Regions from separate parts of the Mus musculus genome. Here region 2 is linked to region 1. Evidence: chromatin loops called from intact Hi-C (ENCODE). Cell type or tissue: left cerebral cortex. All regions are shown on one strand. Links, peaks and the distances in the headings refer to the core of each region. The heading gives the core; the rest is flanking DNA. Region 1 overlaps Plch1 (phospholipase C, eta 1). Region 2 has its middle 71 kb from the start of Strit1.

Region 1 (9,126 bases), core at 3,896-6,395:
AGATGACAGGGGCACAGATGTGAACATTTTTCTTGTTCATATAGCTAACATAAAAGTGAGTCTTCTTAACTATCAAAGAAGTCCTGTGCTGTTCAATGACTCTCTGAATGTTCGCCAGACCATCTTTGTGCTGATACTGAGAAGCCCGTGCCCTTGTCATGGTAAGGTCTGTTCCACGCTGCCTGCAGGAAGAACTGCCCCACAGACAAGCTCATTTAAGACTCATACTGCAGAGAATTTTAATGGCATGCAAAATACCCCAGTTAAGCGCCTTTACTAATAGTGCCATTTTAATGAGAGAAAACTCCAGTTTCAGAATTGAATGAAACACACACCTATATAACCAACACGGGACCTCTAGGGAGTATTATTAAATGAATTTGAACAGCCCAAGAGTTCTCACAGAAATAATTTTGCCTTAGTTCATTTGCAGGCTCTGCACATTTGCAATAATAAGGTATACTAGGATTCTGAGGAAAGACTTTCTACTTAAGTGACAGGCTTATTGGTTACTCCTGGGTTTCCTATGGCAAAATTCCAAGTGAAGAAAAGAAGGCCTATAGTCACAGAACCACATAGTCTATGGCATAGAAATAAAGAACAAACTCAACAAGTTCAAACATATGATTGATATAGCAGATGGTACTTATCTCCCCTGTTAAATAGAATAAGGAAATTCTATCTGTGGTATTTTGATGGAACTAGAGTTTGGATCCCTAGCACCTACCTAGAAGATGGGTAGAGGTAGCAGGCAGCCCATAATGCCAGCACTTGGGATCCCCTAAAGGCAAGCTGGCTGGCTAGACCAGCCAAGTCAGTGTCTAGAGACCCTGTCTCACTGAAGTGGGGAGTAAGTAACAGAGGTACCTCATGTCAACTGCTAGTCCACATACACATACATGCATGCCCACACACATGCATACTACACGCACGTAAACATAAAAGAGAAAAGGAAGGAGAGGAGAGGAGAGAGAGAAATAGAAAAAGCTGGCTAGAGGAAGGAGGGGTTTTGTAGGCAAGAACAAAGATCAGTGAAGCATGTGAAGGGGAAGACAAGAGTTGCCAAGACAGGGGAAGCTCTCCAGACTTGATACATCCTGATTCTTGGTACTTGATACGGAGGTTGGAGTATATCATCTTGCTTATCAGGTAAGCACTGAGCAGATCAGTATGCAGGCCAGGACTCAGTTTGGCATGCACTTGCTGTAATGTGATCAGTATATACATGGGAACTATAGTTATGAACATAGGCTGAACTACTTCCCATTACGGACTTTTTAAATCAAGACAATCTGGATATACCTTTGAACCCCACAGCTTGCATTTGGTAATTAACATATTTGCTGAAAGGAATAAGCCCTAATACAAACACATCATATTTCTGTTGAGATGGCTTTTCATTTACACATTATAAAGGGACAAACTGCAGTTTTCCATCTTTGTTTTGACAGAGGGAAGATAAGAGGTTTTCATGATTACAAATGCAACCGCTAATAATTACTATTGTGGCCTAAGGAAAAACTCCAAATCATTTGTGTAGCTAAATTAAATAATTATGGTGCCCTAGAAGGACGCAGAGTCCACTGGTGAAGAGATGTCTCATCTTTCTATCAATCTCCGCATATATTAGACACAGAGTATGAAAGACAATTGGGAAAATGAAAGAGCAGAGGAAAATTAATTATAATTATGGAAATGCAGCTTAAAGAATAAAGGCTTAATTGTGTAGCACAGGTCTAATGGGAAATAATTCTTACTTAGTAACTACTTAACATGTGAGAATTCTGCAAGTCTGAAGGAGAAGTTGACTGTACTAAACACACTATTTCTTCCTTCTAATTGAGTAATTAGGAAATTGGGGTTCCCAAGTGTAGATGGATGAAAGGATCACAGCCCTTTTCTGTTTGCTGATGCCCAAAAGGCCAAAGGCATCAAAGAAAAAAAATGGATAATCTAATGGAAAGGGCTAGCCAAGAATCTTTCTTGAAGGTGACAGACTTGTTTGACACAATTAAACGTGAACTCTGCACCTTCTCTCCCACCCAGGCTGCCCACACATCCAGACCTTTGGTTTGCCATTTTGCTAGGCACTCAGCAGGGACTTTTCATCCCCTGTATTACTGTACAATGTGAATGTCCTTGTCAGAGAAAGCTCAGCCGGGAAATCACAGGGCTTCAGTTTCCCAGCCAAAAGCTTTCACTGAATTAGATTCCTGAAAAAAAAAAAAAAAAAAAAAAAAAAAAAGAAAAAAAAAAAAAGAGGCTGAATCATCTCAACATAAATTTTTTATAGACAGATCACTGCCTGGCTCTGATCAATGCCGGTATACAACAGTACAAGAAATAGACACAGTAAATAATGCCAGTGTTTAGGGACACGAACTCACCCTAATCTAAAACACTAAAAGATAATCACAAGCTACCAGGAGATATGAGAGAGCCGTTCAAACCTAGACCCTTATCCTGGGTGTCCTGGGTGGCAGGGATGGCATGCTGAAGAACATGTCTCACTCATGTGCCAGTCAGGGAATGTGCTACAGAAGATATGATATAGGCTTATGGTATAGGCTGCTAGGGGTATCTGCCACTTAAAAGTAAGAAGAGACATCTGCAGAGAGGAAAACACCACCCCTTACCCCACCCATCTTTTACAGCCTTGGAAATACAGAGAAGACTCAAGTGAGGAAACATGGGAATATAGGAATGGATAGGGCAAGTTGCCCTACTACCTTAGAGGCAAGAGAACACAAGTGCTAGAGATGGAGATGATAAACAACAGAGTGCAACAGAGAAGTGATAAAGTTAAAGGGAGACGATGGATTCTCTATCTCATGGACTCTTGGTGACAGAGGAGGTGAAAGTGGAACTAAATATTCAGAACTGGTGGTCCTGATCACTCAGCACCAATCACATGCAAGTAGATATCCAGGTACAAGTTGAAAGACCATCTCTTGCCCATGTACCAAACTGGAGGACCGAGGTTTCACATCCTGAGAAGAGAGGCAAAGACAAATGAGTCTGCCTTCTTTCAGCCATCAACAGGCAAAACAGGGCTTAGGGTTTGACAGGTAAGTATAGCCTAGCTACTTAGGTAAGATTTAAACCTGCTGATGTTACTGACACTTCTTTTTACTTTCAGAGGGGAAAAAAAAGTCATATTATATTTTGATCATATTCTTTCCCCTTTCCCAACTCTACCTAGATCCTCCCCACCTCCCAACCAATGTTCTCCCTAAAAGAAAGAAAAATCAAAATTAAAAAAACAGGAAGATAAAAAAATACCAAAACAAAACATAAAGCACACACACACACACAAACCCACAGAGTCCTTTAGTGTTGGCCAACTATTCCTGAATATGAAGCCTGCCCTAAAGTGTGGTTGAGATACCCTGTGCAAGTCCATTGAAAAAAAACTAGTTTTCTCTTTCCAACTAGGTACCAATTGCAAACAGCTTCTGGTTAGTGATAAGACTTTGTATCTGCCCCCCACCCCATTCTCTGTGCTGGCATTTTGTCTGGCTTAAACTTTTGCCATCACAGTCTCTGAATTCATACGTGTGTCAATCCCATTATGTCTGGAAGACACTGTTTCTTTGTAATACCTATGATGAGCCTTAGGGGGAAGACACTAATACAAGTAAATCTAGTTACATAATTCACAGCAGTTATGCTTGATTGCTGCTCTTCCAGAGGACCAGGGATCTCTTCTAACACCCATTTCAGGTGGCTCACAAGAGCCTTTGAGTCTGTTCCAGGGGATCCAATGCCCTCTATGGCCTCTGAAAAGACCCATATACACACAGACATACTCTACACACGTGCACATAGAAATGAGGACAAAGAGAGAGTAGAAACACAAAAAATTATAATTCCTAACTGAGCCTCTCTTATAATTGAACATTGAACTAATTTAATCTACCAGCTCACCTTTGAGCTACGAGACATCTGCCAGTGTTCCCCATTCCTGCAGCAGCAGTGTTACAAAGATGAAAGAACAGAGTTCTAATTCAATTTCTGTTACTGTGATAAACACCATGCCCCAAAGCAACTTTGGTGAAGAAGCGTTGTTTTGGCTTATACTTCCATGTTACAATCCCTCCCAAGGCAGGAACTCAAGATGGAAACCTTACAAGCCAGAACCATAAATCAGAGAACCATGGGCATTACTATTTCCTGGCCTTCTCAGCTACTTGACTTATACCTGCTCAGGATCAGAACAGCCGACAGCAGGCTGCACCATCCCATAGCAATCAAGAAAATGCCCTACAGACAGGCCCACAGTCCAGTCTACTGAAAGTAATTCCTCATTTGAGGTTTCTTCTTCCCAGGGTGACTCTAGTTTGTGTCAATACTCAACAAACAGATAACAATTTAGGGCAAAGCAAGATGTTTGTTGGATTAAGGAGTCTCTTCAATTTGGCCTGTAACTTTTCTAAATCATCTCCAATGAGAATACATTGCCATTATAACCAGAAAATGAGTGTAAGGTGAGCTTTATGAAGAGCGATGCTACATTTTCAACTTTTATTCAGAATCTTTGTGTACTAAGTCCCCCATTTTAATGTAGTTATCTCATCTCCTGGGAACACTGCTCAAGTCTTTGTGGAAAAATAAATGTTAAGACATTTGTTCATTCAAATGGGCATATTTCAAAAGGCTATCATGTGAGTGGAATGATGCTTTAATTTTGTGATATAAAGGCTTCTCTCTCTTTATCATAGTTGACTTGGTTATATAAGAACTGCCATTAATATAAACAAAAATGCCAATTGGTAAGCAAAAGTTGATGAAGGAGCATGCCTGCTTCAGAAGTCCCTCTCTCCAAATAAACATTTCTTCACCTCATCTTACCCTGGCTCACTCCCTCCCCCGCCACAACCCCCCTCCTCCCTCGATGTTATTGAATTGCCCAAATATTATTATTAGCACTGTCTTACCATGAAACAGACCAACATGCTCACTGAACTCACAGCCCTGACCTTGATAGTTTCACTGTTCCTACCTCACAGGTGTTGAGTCCTGACTCAGACCAACACACTTGGTAGGTTCACTGTTCCTACTTTAGCCAAGTGATGAGTTCCCACAGACAGATGAGCAGGGAGTCTTTCAGCCCTCAATCACTAAATCAGTTCAGGCAAAGAAACCAAGTTTGATGACTTGCCCTATCAGAATCAATTCTTAAAGGCACTAGTTGCATTACAAATGAAGAGAATTGTGGTTCTAACTGGCTTCAAGTCTCTTAATCTTGAGAGGATTTAATATTTCTAAACCCTTTGAGAAGTAATTCCTGAACCATGAAAAGTAACCAACTCACATTTTCAATGCGACACTGCCCCCTTGTGTATCTTGTGTTTGGTGAAAAGTCACTCACAAAAATGTAAAAATTTTTACTCTCAGAGATAGTTCAAAGGAATCTAAGATGCCAGAAAATAACCTTGAAACCTGTCAAGACCAGAATGCTTATTTCACACTTCCTTACTATGAAACAGGCCTGCATGCTCACTGAATCCACTGCCCATACCTTGGAAGTTCACTGTTCCTACCTCCAAGGGTTGAGTCCTGACACAAGGGAGAGTTACACACCTGAAGGACTGTCTAATTTGTTCAAGTTCATCCACTACTGGTTAATGACAGAGCAAGGACCCTTGAATGAACTTCAAACCTCTCAAGGCCCAGGGGTGTAGCTGAGTGGTAGAGTTCTGAGAACTCATCTCGCAGAACAGAATGATAGATTGGATTAGGCAGAAACACTGGGGTTGTGGAGACCTGAAGATCAGAGTTTGAACACCGGATCTCCACTTCAAAACCTCTAAGCTTTAGTTCCTCTATCCAAACAATGGGATGAACTATTACAAAGATTTCCAAAGGGCTCAAAAGAGCAGTGCTCACTATTAGGCCCTGCACATAGCATTCCTCGTGATAGCTAACCACCATTGTCAACTTGACTCTTCAGACTCACCTAAGAGACATACTTTTGGGTGTATCTGTGAGAAAGCTTCCAAAGAGTTAACTGAGGAGGAAAGATTCACTCTAACTGTGGACTTTGGAGCTCCAGAATGAATTTTTAAAAATGGGGAAAAGGAGAAAAGGAGCTAGGCACAAGCATTCATCTATACTTCTTGAGGTAGTGCGACTAGCTGACTCTTGCTGTTACCTCCATAGTTAAAACACTTGACACCACTCCCCCCCCCCCAGTGATAGGCTGTGCCTTCAAGCTGTGAGCCAAAATAATTTCTTCCTTGAAATAAAAAAAAGGCAAATAAAGACCGAGATATAGAAACATGCTAACTGAAATATAACTATAAAAACATATCAGAATTTTATTCACATCATAACTATGGTTTTAACTCTCCAGGTGAAGACATTTACAATAAGGAAAATGGCAATAAACTGCGTCATTTCAACAATACAGTAACACTCTGTCCCTTGAGACAGATAAATCTTAACAGAAAATACCATACGGCTGACAACATGAGTGTAGACACGAAGCAGCCAACAGCACTCTTGGGTGAGCTTCAGAGGAGAGCAAGACAGATCCTCACTTCTGAAGTAATATCCCAGTTACTTCCCACATCTTCCGTGTTGACAATAATGAAATGACAATAATGAGAGAATCAGCCTAGAAAGATGGACTGCAATTTAGGGGTTAGCTAAGGTGACAGTCTCAGCCTCCTTTCTTTACTTGTAAGATAAAGTCACCCTCTGCAGGGTCACACGAGGAGTCTTGAGAAGAGCGCCATACAACTACTGGAGCCAGTGGGTAGAGTAGCACTTGTCACAGACTTACCTTTAAAGTAATGATACACATTAAATCTGTTACCAAAATGAGGGATGAAATCCACAATGCGAAAGTTGAAAATAAACAGTAGTGTGTTTAATTAAGCATCACTCAGGTCTCATGAAACCTTTGCATCTCCTGGACTTCTGATGGACATTGCTCTACAAATTCCAATACCCCCGAAACCTTTGGCTCACAAATAAATTACTCCCATGGGAATATCTTGGTAGGAGGATGGACAAAGCTTATCCCTGACTATGAGACACTAAACAAGAAGCTATAGCCTGGTTAAAGGCAATGGTCTAAGACAATTATTATTTATCAGGAAAATGACCTGTATTAATAACCCTCTGTTGAGCTACAGTAACCCACCCAGCAGACATTCTGAAGTGTAGCAAGGTTCTCTGTTCTCTTTTCCTGTGGTCTGATACACTGGTTAAGTTTTCAAACCCCAAATAGTTACAACCATTGAAAAGGTACATTTTGGGAGTCAACAGGAGTAGAAAGGCTGAGTGGTAGGAAGAAGAACACCATTGCTGTTTTTTGAGGAAGTTCACGTTGATGAAAACTGCAGGTCACGGTCTGGTGGAATTTTAAGACAAACTCAAGCTCTTGGTTCAGCCCAACAATTAGACCATACTTGCATCCAAAACAGTACAATGAAAGTAATTTTCCGAAAGCAGAGTCTCAGCTACATAAGTACAACAGCTCACCATGAAACACGCGGTTGTCCACCAGAAAATGTCTGCGGTACTGCACACAGTTCCTCTTCTCACCGTTCCAGTAGTTCATTGTTGGAAGATGTCTGGCACAGCATCCAAATGAAATTGCCCTATCAAGAGAGACAGAATGAGACAGAAATGAAGAAAAGAGCAGGCACACGCTCACCCAGACAGCACATTGCCATGTGTTGCCTAGCACTGGGGGCAACATACAAGGCTAAAATGTAGACCAGGACTCCTCCAGCCCATAACAAACTTCCCACAGAACTTCCAAGAACTTGAATGCTGCTTTTTTTTTCCCCCATACCAAAACAATAACTCTTTCCAACAACATCATCCTGCACTCAGCTACTGCTGTCTGCTGAGGAAAGCAAGCTATCATTAAGCAGGTTTCAGGACTATATTTTGTGTTCCAGGTCTCAATTGCATTCTATCAGGATCCAAAACAGTCAATACTAATCAATTTCCAGAGGTCTCACTAGCAGGTGAGCTATTATTCTCAACTCCTGAATTTTGTGTTGGTGACATCCGGGTAGGTTATGTAACCAACTCGCAAAATGTTAGAAATTATTGCAGAGTCTAATTGGGCACAGATATGCCAAACTATAACAAAGTTTACTTGCCTTCTTTTAGTTCATTGGAGGTATTTATTTAGGGCCACTAATCCTTGGATCCACCCAGGCTTACAGATGTAACTAGAGCTGGCCAGGCCTCTAGCATAATGTGCTCACAGAACCTGCAGAGATTCCAGCCTCTGCAGAGACCAAACACTTGAAAAGCAGAGATCTGAGCTGATGAATTAAACTGCAAAGCCAATGTGCATGACCCTGAACAAGGAAGCCTTTGTTCACAAGGTTTGGCTAGTGACGTTTCAGAATTCCAACCTCCTTTCGGTTCACATCACAATGCTGGAGGTGGGGGGGAACAGTAGCAGGAAGAAAAAAAAAAACCAAAGAACCAAAAAAACCAACCCCCCCCCAAAAAAAAACCAAAACCAAACAAACAAACAAAAAACATAACAAAACTGCAAGGCTGGCAAGAAGCAAACCCCACAGGTGGAAAACAGTTTTGTCATCTGTCCTATTGCAACAGTCTATAGTTTTGTAAATGTACCCCAGTGGCTTAGTGAAAAAGGTAAGGTATCCCAGTGGGATAAGGTGTCACACTGGGACAGCTAGTGGAGGCTCCAGGAGCTTGGTAAGTTTCTCCTTAACCTTCCACAACGGGGATCTTATCTACCGTTCAGACTGCTTGCTGCTCCACACAATCCTGAATCCCTCCCCTTCTTTTCACTTCATCCCTGCCAGCTTAGAATGATGCTCCTGTTTCTTAAGCTGAGGGGGTAAAGAAAAGCATGTGGGACCACGGAGAGAAATGCTGCAGAACAGCTGACTACAGAAACAAGCCTACCTTTGCCCTCCAAAGCCAACATCTCATATTATATCCCAAATATTTTTAGATGTATAAATAATGTAGTAAAGGGTGGAGTGTGCCTTATAAAGCACGTGCTTAGAAGTACAGTGCCCTGAATTTGATATCCAGCAACACAAGTAAATTCACCAAAAACAATGAAATGTTATTATTTTTTTTTCAAAACTGCAGTACTGAAGTACCCCCATGTTCTTT
Region 2 (9,126 bases), core at 2,737-5,236, 310 kb before region 1:
TCTTAAAACTTTTCTTCTATTTTCATTAGGGTGGATCAAAAGAAGCTATTTAGACTCAGACTAGCAAAATAGTTTACCAGGCAAAGCACCTGAACTCAGTCTGATCACTTAAGTTTCTTCACTAGAACCAACATGGTAGAAGAAAAGAACTAACTCTCACAAGGTTGTTTCTGAACTCAGAAAACAACCTGTGATACTGTGATACACTTTTTCTGTCTGTCTCTGTCTCTGTTCCCCTCTCTCTCTCTCTCTCTCTCTCTCTCTCTCTCTCTCTCTCTCACACACACACACACACACACACACACATATTTTTAAAAATAATTTTTATGTTTAGAAAAGAGAAGCTTTTAATCTAAATCTGAGAGGGTCCTATGGAAGTTGACACACTTCTCTGACTCTATTCAGTGTTCAGATCTCACAAGTTTCTCCCTCTCTGATTGGACTAGAGACACAGTCCACTGTGAGCTCCAGAAACAATTTAAATCTAGCCTTCTGAAGGTCTTTCCTTGGACTCCATCAAGTACCTTCCCCTGGATGTGCAGAAGTCCTCAGCAACAACTAGAAAGAACCTTGAACCTCTGTGGAGTCATTGGTCCTCTGCTTTGGCCTCTCCCCACATCTCTGCGACTCAGCAAGACATCTAGACTCTGCCCTGAAAGTCGCCTCTAGACAATAAGCTAGATCAGCTGTAGGATTCACTTTATTGATTACCCCTTCCTGGACCACACCCATCTGCTTCCTCCTATTCAAAGTCTAGAAACCTCTATCACATATATTTCATACATTCTCTTTGGCACCAGTTTGTTTTTCTGTAATGTCTCCAAGAAAACAAACTAGGAAAGTTAAAACAGGGAGCTTGCCAGATCAGACCCCACGAACCCAACCTAAATAACAACTTATGTTACTGACGAATGTGAGATGCATGCTGGTGACAGAAACCGAACTCTGCTTTATAAGTGATTTCATCAGCCAAGGAGAATAACCGGCGCCCAAAAGAGTCAACAAGTGCAAATTTTCTATTCCTGTCTTTACACAGTCTCCACATTCTCAGCACTGTAGTGGATTAGAGTGGAGCCAGGGAGACAGGAAGCCTTCAGAGGACAATTGAAAGCAGATTTCTTCTGTGGTGTGGTCTGTGGTAAGGTAATTAGAAACCAGGAAAGTCACATAAAAGTGGGCAAAAGGAGACCTTTGTACTAAACATATACTGAGTTACATACACTAAATAAGATGTCAATGTCTGATGGTTGACTTTGTTTTTAGCCATCTGTAAATTATAAACAACGTTTGTTTATTTCCTCCAAACTTGCTCTAGCCTGGTATGCACCTTTCTCTCTGTACCTCTCTCTGTACCTCTCTTTCTCTTTCTCTTTCTCTTTCTCTTTCTCTTTCTCTTTCACACATACACACACACACACACACACACACACACACACACACACACACACACATTTCAGAAGCTCTCTTACACATATCCTAAATGATCAGCCAATCATGGAGTGTCTAAGTATAAAATGAAAATGGATTCCACTCTCTTTCCCAACCCTACTCACTTGTCTGCCATAGATTCCTACCATAGCCTCCTCTGAACCTGCTTCTAAACCCAGCACCACTAGAGGCTGTGGATCACTTCAGGGGCCTCTGACTCACAAACAGACACCATTGTAGACACATCGAGACCAACAGACTCTGGCAAATGGTACCACACATTCAGTAACAGATATTTTGAAGAGCAGACACATAGGAAGAATCCTGGCAGGGGCAGATGGAGGCTTCCAGAATCAGGTGCTGGGTTTGCCCCTCAACCCTTGTCTCCATCAAAAACCGTTCCAGTGCAGAGGGGATACACTATGTAACAGCTACCATGACAAAGTACTGCTCCCTACTGTACATAAATTCAGAGAAGTTCCTCGGATCTTTTAGATTTTCTCAAAGTTCTCTTCAGGAAGACACAGTGGCATTTCAGAAACAAGATAGGTCAGCCTTAGTAGCAATATTACCAAGCATCAATCAAATGGGACTTGAGACCATTTAGGTACTGAGCTTAGGGACTGCTACTTTCCTAAGGACATGAATTACAGGCTTTGCAGGATCTCTTACCTTGCTCACACAAGGGGTATAGCCTGCACACATATCAATACTATTGCAAGTCTCATCGGGAAAGACCACCTAACGTTCATTATGCATTCAACATACTCTTTTCACTAGTAGCATAGCCCTGACACTGAGCCCTCTGTGACAGCATTGGTGTGATCAGTTATAACAACAAGCCAACAGTAACCCAAACTAGCATGGGGCTGCAGCATTCCATCAGTTCCCTGCCTGTGTGCTGCTTAGTCTCCGTCAGAACAAACCTCTGCCCCTAGATTTTAAATGTGACGCAGTGCTCATTAATCCCAGATGAAGTGCCGAGACCACATCAATAGCAACCAGAACTCTTGTTGAAAATGGCAACCAGTTAACAGATACCTCCATTGAGACAAAAGTTGCACCTCTTGCTTCTATTTTAGCAAGCACCAGGGCAGAGAAGTTTCTTGGCAGAGTTTTCTTTCCCCTTTTGTGTCCCTTTCACAGTCATATCAGTGATCAGTTCTTGGCATCATTCAACAACAACAAAAATGTGGCAGACATTGAAAATTGAAAAGAAAGAGGGAATTGGAAGTCTAGGTGTTTTGGCTGGGATGTGTCCCCAAAGCCTCTGTTTGATCTGAAGTTGTTGGCAGTATTGGAAAGTGGTTAGACTCAAATGTGGTGCCTATTGAAAGAAAGTGAAGCTGTTTCTTTAAAGGGAACCCTGTGACCTGAGCCTCTTCCTGCCAAGCTCTCAGAATCATTAGCTGCCTCCCACAGTAACCCCAAATAGGTCAGGCAACTATGCTTAGAAACCTTCCCAAGTATGAACCATAATAAACCTTTCTTCCTCAGAAGATGACTTGTCTTGCATATTTGTAGCTGACCAACACAAAGGGAATAGCATATCAAAATTTCACGACTAAGAATAACTGCACCTTGTCGCTAAGACTGTACGCGGTGTTTGCTGTTTTGGAGTCAGCTTCAGAAAAGTGCTATGCTTCTGCCTTCTGACTACGCAGGTTTATATCCGTTTCCTGTGGGTATGGATTATAGGTGAATGCACTATCAACTTGTCTTGAATGGCAGAGCTGCCATCGTGAGGTCTCTCCAAACCATACCGCACAGAAAACTCGAGGAAGGAAGGGGCCATTTTGTTTGGGGGTTTCATTCACAGTCCTCAACAACTGACCATATTATCTGCAGAGACCACTCGCTGCACCTCAGGGACACAGGGAGGAAGAGACATGACCCTGCTAGGTGTGCCTGCCTCTGCATGTTTCTCTTTTCTCCAAAACTCACACCACCAGCAATTCATTTCACTCAAAACCTTCTAGAATGATTCTCAAACACCTCAGTAATATAGCCTTAAACTCACGAATCCTACTTCATCTCACGATGGTTGCTCAGTGATTCCTTGGAGGAGGCGACTTCCTGTGCACAGAGTAACCAAACGAAGGGGTACATGAAATGCAAGAAACCCAGAAAACCAGGGCCAGCAGAAGCACGAAGCCCAGCAAACCTGACAACCTGAGTTTGACCACCAGAACCCATGTACAGGTGAAAAGAAAGGGGGAAGAAACCAACTCCACAAAATTGCCTTCTGAGCTCCCCAGAAACTCCATAGCACACACGCAAAATGCACATATGCATGCACACACACACATACTATTCACATACACCTATTCACACACATTCACACAAACAATAATAATATAATAAAAAATGTAAACCCCCTGACTTAAAAATTAATGTTTTACTTAAGGAAATCTAATTATGATGTTTTTCTGTCTGCTACTCTTCAAGGAGTCCGAAGAAACTGCTCAAAATAAAAGCCAGGCACAGCAGAGCAAGTCTTTAATCTCAGCACTTTGGAGGCGGAAACAAGATCTACGTGAGTTCACTGCCACTCTGGTCTACATAGCAAGTTCCAGAACTGAAGAAATTTATATCCAAAATAAAAATGGAGAGGGGAGGAAGGGCAGAAGAGGGGAGGGGAGAGAGGGGAAAAGGAAAAGGAACCGGGGAAAGAAAAAAAAAAAAAAAAAAGGAACGACAGAAGGAAAGACTTGCATTTCCAAGATATGCCACTAGATGGCATATCGATACCTATAAACCAAGACGTTCCTGTAAGGGTGACAAAAACATCTGAAATGAAGAAGAGAACTTGGAGATGAACTCGTTTGACGCTGAGGACACACTTTGTCTTCTTGGCCGTGGTGCTATATACTTGATTATTAGGCTGCAACACGCTGAAACAACAAATATACATGTGCCTGGGGTACTCACAAGAGAAGGGTGCTGGGCCATAGGTTTGAGCCAACAGAACTTCTTTAATAGCCAACTGGCAATTGTGTGCTCAGGATCCCAGTGTTGCCCCAAGCCTTTCTCGGGGTGAGCTTTTGAAGTGCAAAAGCCATGCATTGGGTTGATATTCTTCCATTACCAAAAGCAGTTAGCAGAACTACAGATGCCAAAAAGCAAGGTTAGTACATTTAGAGGCTTCCCCGTGACCATGGGCTTTAAAGAATTGGCCCTTTATTTTAGCTTTGGCAGGCGGTGCTGAGTTTTACATCCACAATGGATTCACTTGTGCTAACATAGCAGGACCAGCTAAAGTCTGGTGCCCTGTTACATTTCTCACAGGTCTTAGTGAATGAGTCAAATCCCGGACTCATCCTGCTCTAAAATTTTACTGATCTAATACATAATTAACCATATAGTTTAATATATAGGGTCCTACAGTTAACGCAATGAGAATGAGAATTACAGGTCCAGTCAGTGCTGAGAGCTGAGTAGTTGCCCAGGATAGAACAGAAATTGTTATCAGTGATCTTTTTCTCTTTCTGTTTTTGAGGGTTTGGTTTTTTTTTTTTTTTTCCCCAACCCTGGCAAGATTTTTCTAATTACTCTGAATCAATTAGAAACAAGAAAACCAATATGTTTTCTCAAAGCCAGATATAGTTTCCTTTAACTGGAGAGAAATAAGTCTAAGCTGCTGTCTTAGTCAGGGTTTCTATTCCTGGACTAAACACCATGACCAAGAAACAAGTTGGGGAAGAAAGGGTTTAATCAGCTTACACTTCCACGTTATTGTTCATCACCAAAGGAAGTCAGGACCAGAACTCTCACAGGCAGGAACTTGGAGGCAGGAGCTGATGCAGAGGGCATGGAGGGTGCTGCTTACTGGCTTGCTTCCCCTGGCTTGTTCAGCTTGCTTTCTTATAAAACCCAGGATTGCCAGCTGAGAGATGGTACCACCCACAATGGGTCCTCCAACCCTTGATCACTAATAGAGAAAATGCCTTACAGCTGAGTCTCATGGAGGCATTTCCTCAAGGGAGGCTCCTTTCTCTGTGATTACTCCAGCTTGTGTTAAGGTGATACACCAAACCAGCCAGTACAACCTCTCTCCAACTTTGTAGGATCTTTTCTCTAAGGGAATCTAACTGCTGCTTTAATACCCCTAGGTCCTGATTAAATTGTCTATTGAGTTTAGAAAGCATCAGGAGAGGCATATTTAGTCAAACCATTGGCACATACCCACCAGGTTGTCTCAGAGGAGTGGTAATATTTCTGTTATCCAGAAGGATTGACCCACAAGGCAGAGTAGCAGGCATCAGAATAAGGGGAAGTGCCTAGGTTAAAGATTTTAGATATTTGACAAGTTTTCACCCCTAATAGGTCTTCTCACATTAATTTGGGCTTCCCGCAGTCACAATGAGTTCTCTCAGTCAATGCAGTGATGGTCTGGTTAGTTCTGATCCCTATGTAGTACAGGGCTGGGTGTCTAAGAATTACCTGCAATCTTGACTGGTTTCTGGCTGGGAGTGATTAATGGAAGCCCCAGGTCCCCTTCTTGTGACTCAGAGTCTGATTCCCTACATTTTCACTGTTTCCCGAAGAGCAGCAATTATTGCAGTGCCCTCATACCTGGTTTCACCTTCTATCTCATGACAGTCATAGACAAGCACCTGCATCATCAGACAAGAGGGTAGCCAAATTAGTGGTGGTAGGTTTTAAAAACTGGACTTGAAGGTGGGCCAGGAGTGGGGCCTGGTCCTGACTCACACAGTTATTAGACAGTCAGCACTCTGGTGCTTCTTGGAGAGCCTCAACTGAGTCATGGGATATTGTGAGTCATGGAGTAGTGTGAGTATAAGATCTTGACCCAGAGTTTGCTTGCTTGCTTGCTTGCTTGCTTGCTTGCTTGCTTGCTTGCTTGCTTGCCTGCCTGCCTGCTTGCTTGCTTGCTTGCTTTCATTAAACTAGCAGTAACTGCCACCGCTCTTAGGTGGGCCATCCTTTGTCTGTATGGTCCAACTGTTAGGTATTTCACAGGACATCTCTGCAGTCCCAAACTTTGGGTTAAAACCCCTGGGGTTTGGGTTTTCCTAAAATACATTTTTGTTTGTTTTTCCGTTTTTGTTTTTGTTTTGCTTTGTTTGTTTCATGGACAAACAGATGAAAAGATCTGGAGACCTTTGGAAGTTTTAGGACTGGAGGACTTGAGTCCCTGTTCTTAAATCCCCAAGTGGCTTTTATTTAGTCTCAGTCCAGATTAGGGGCTCAGTGCCCCAATTTGTGCTGGTATATAGAAGCCTTGTTATTTCTATAAACTCTGGTACCCAGAAGAGCAATGTCCATTGCACTTAGAAACTCTTGAATCCATCTCTTAAGTCTTTGGAGTTGGGCTCTAAAGGATAGCAGCAATCCTACTCTGAGACGGGCTCCTTTTGCCTTTTGCCTCTCTTCATCTAGTTGCCAAGATAGGTAGCGTTCTAGCAAGTTGGCCTTTCGAAGCTGGCATTCTGTAGCCCTCAGTCTGTAACTATTACAGCACCCTTTCAGTGCCTGTTTTGCAATCTGTTTTCCCAGGAAAATTCTGAAGGAAGGGGAGAAAGTCTGCATTTAGTGTCTTTAAACCCAGGGGTAACCCAGTTCAGGTATGTTGATATATGTAACTGCACCTGTCTATTTAAAAACAAAGATGGGTTATTTTACTTCTGCCAATGGAAGGCATAAGATTGCATCTTTCAAGTCTAGACAGTATGCCCCTGTTTCTCCGGAAGAATCAGACTCATGGGAATCAGAGGTCCCGTGTGTCTTCATAGGCAAGGCCTATTCCAGGGTAAGTGACAGAGCACTAGGATGCTTCTTTTCCCAAGCCAGGCAATATGGATTATAATTTCTCCTTTTGTTCCCAGGGTCATTCGATATTGTTCAGTCTGGACAGAGGCAGCTGCACTGGTAGGCACACAGTGTTGGACTAGTCCTCAGGGACAGGTTTTTTTTCCCATACCCTCAGAAATCTTTGTTGTCAGTCTGAGAGATAATCCAACTGTATCCTTTGATTGGAGGTAGAACCTTCAGCTATGAGATATTCCTCTGACAGGGGGTTAAGACACCAAACTGTTATTGAGTATCTATAAATCTAACTGTGTCTCATTATCAGAGAAAGTTTGATAGTGGCTTTCAGCTTAGCAAAGGGTATTTTCTCAAATACTCCTCTGTTGTTAAATACCCTTTGAATTACCTCCAGCAATTGGGACCTATTTATATCTTTAAATTCTATCTATTTTTCTAATATCTGGGGCTAACTAGGTAACAAGGGAAATCTTTTTAGCATATGTCTTTAATCCTTTAAAGAGGACCTAGTTAAATTGTTTAAAATCTCCTTGGTCAGTGTTGGACAGAAGGAAAAATTCTTTCTGCCATGGCTGCATTGTCTAGCTGCTATCCCCCTGACTGAATCAGGGACAATTTTTCTACTTTTTTCAGAGAATGTGAGTTTCATGGATCCTTGGTTGAAAATGAGACATAAATCATAAAAGAGAAAGAAGTGCAACTTTCTCTTTTCCTTTGGGTCCAGCCTGAGGGAACTCTTCCCCTTCTACCTGGGCTGCTTAGAGTAGCAGAGAGCAGAGAAAATGCTCATCTGAGGGAACTATTTCCCCCTCTCTATATGCATTCTGTTTAGATGGCAGAGGGCCGTGGATGAGAGGCCCAGCCCCTCTCCACCTCCACCTCCATCCCACTACCACCCTAACCTTAAACAAGCAACAAAAGCAAGCACCCCAGCTTTTGAAGTAGGATAGGCAGAGAGTATTTGTGTGTGTGTGTTTGCTTGCTTGCTTGCTTCCTTGCTTGTTTTTCTCCCCTCTGGGTGACCTGGCAGAGCCGAAAGGATTTGGGTCTCCAACAGGAAGGTACTTAGGACAACAGGAGGTTCTCACACCAGAGAAAGTCACTGGTCAATATAAAGAAACAGAACTGACAGAAACACATAAAAGACACATAGAGACACACACATAGAGAGAGAGACAGAGTAAAGACAACCAGGAGTGACCAGAATACATTTATACAGCCGAACAGACAGGAAGATCCAGTTACTCCCGCATGGATCCTGGATGTTGGATTAGCAGTTTCATCCAACCTCTTCTATGTGTCCAAACAGAAGTTGTCTTAACCAGACTTATCTCGAGAGGTGACAGGCCAGGTGACTATCCCATTTGTTTCCTTTGGCAGTGGAGGTTTCAGATCCCTCTGAAGCTTAGACCACAGTTGATTAGAGCCACGGGAATCTAGAAGATCTCAAGTTACATTACCCACTCTGAGGTCCCCCCCACCATTGCACTTTAATCACTCCAAGGGACTTAGAGACCCCACCCCCAGTTGCTCAGGGTCTGGTGGCCAGGATCTCACTGGGGCCTCCAGAAATGTTGTGAAGTATTCACCAGAGAAGATTGTCCAGACACAGTCTTTACTAGCCAGCCCAGAGACAACACTGAGTGTCTGGAATCCCAGTGTACTCCAGAGACTTTCGGAGAGTGATCTTTTAATCACAAAATCCATGTATTGGGTTGACATACCTCAGTTAACAAAAACAGCAAAAGCATAGCTACAAAAGCCAAAAAGCAACGCTAGTGCCTTTGTCGGCTTTCCCATAACTATAGATTTTGATGGATGAGGCCTTTGTTTTAGTTTTGGCAGGGGGTTCTCTCTATATTATGAGTTTTACAGTCTGGATGATACTTACTCTGTGGATTTGGTTGT

What was found. Hi-C counts contacts between places; a loop is a spot of excess contacts. Peaks named below come from ENCODE experiments on the same cell type or tissue, not always from the same donor. Only the 100,000 strongest peaks of a DNase experiment are listed, where the experiment ranks them.
Region 2: a loop joins it to region 1, with 8 times the contacts of the local background. A loop is called at or near these places in 31 of 42 quality-filtered maps.

What each region holds. Positions count from the first base shown.
Region 1 is chr3:63,863,165-63,872,290 of GRCm38, forward strand. It overlaps Plch1 (phospholipase C, eta 1), which reads right to left. Exons shown (of 24, transcript NM_001370984.1): 3 at 7,492-7,610. The coding sequence starts at 7,570. Among named protein-coding and RNA genes, the nearest start is that of Plch1, 32 kb to the right of the region's middle. In left cerebral cortex, for the core only: a CTCF peak has its summit at 5,344 (motif pointing left); a DNase peak (open chromatin) is centred at 5,341.
Region 2 is chr3:63,550,800-63,559,925 of GRCm38, forward strand. No RefSeq gene overlaps it. Among named protein-coding and RNA genes, the nearest start is that of Strit1, 71 kb to the left of the region's middle. In left cerebral cortex, for the core only: a CTCF peak has its summit at 4,153 (motif pointing right); a DNase peak (open chromatin) is centred at 4,195.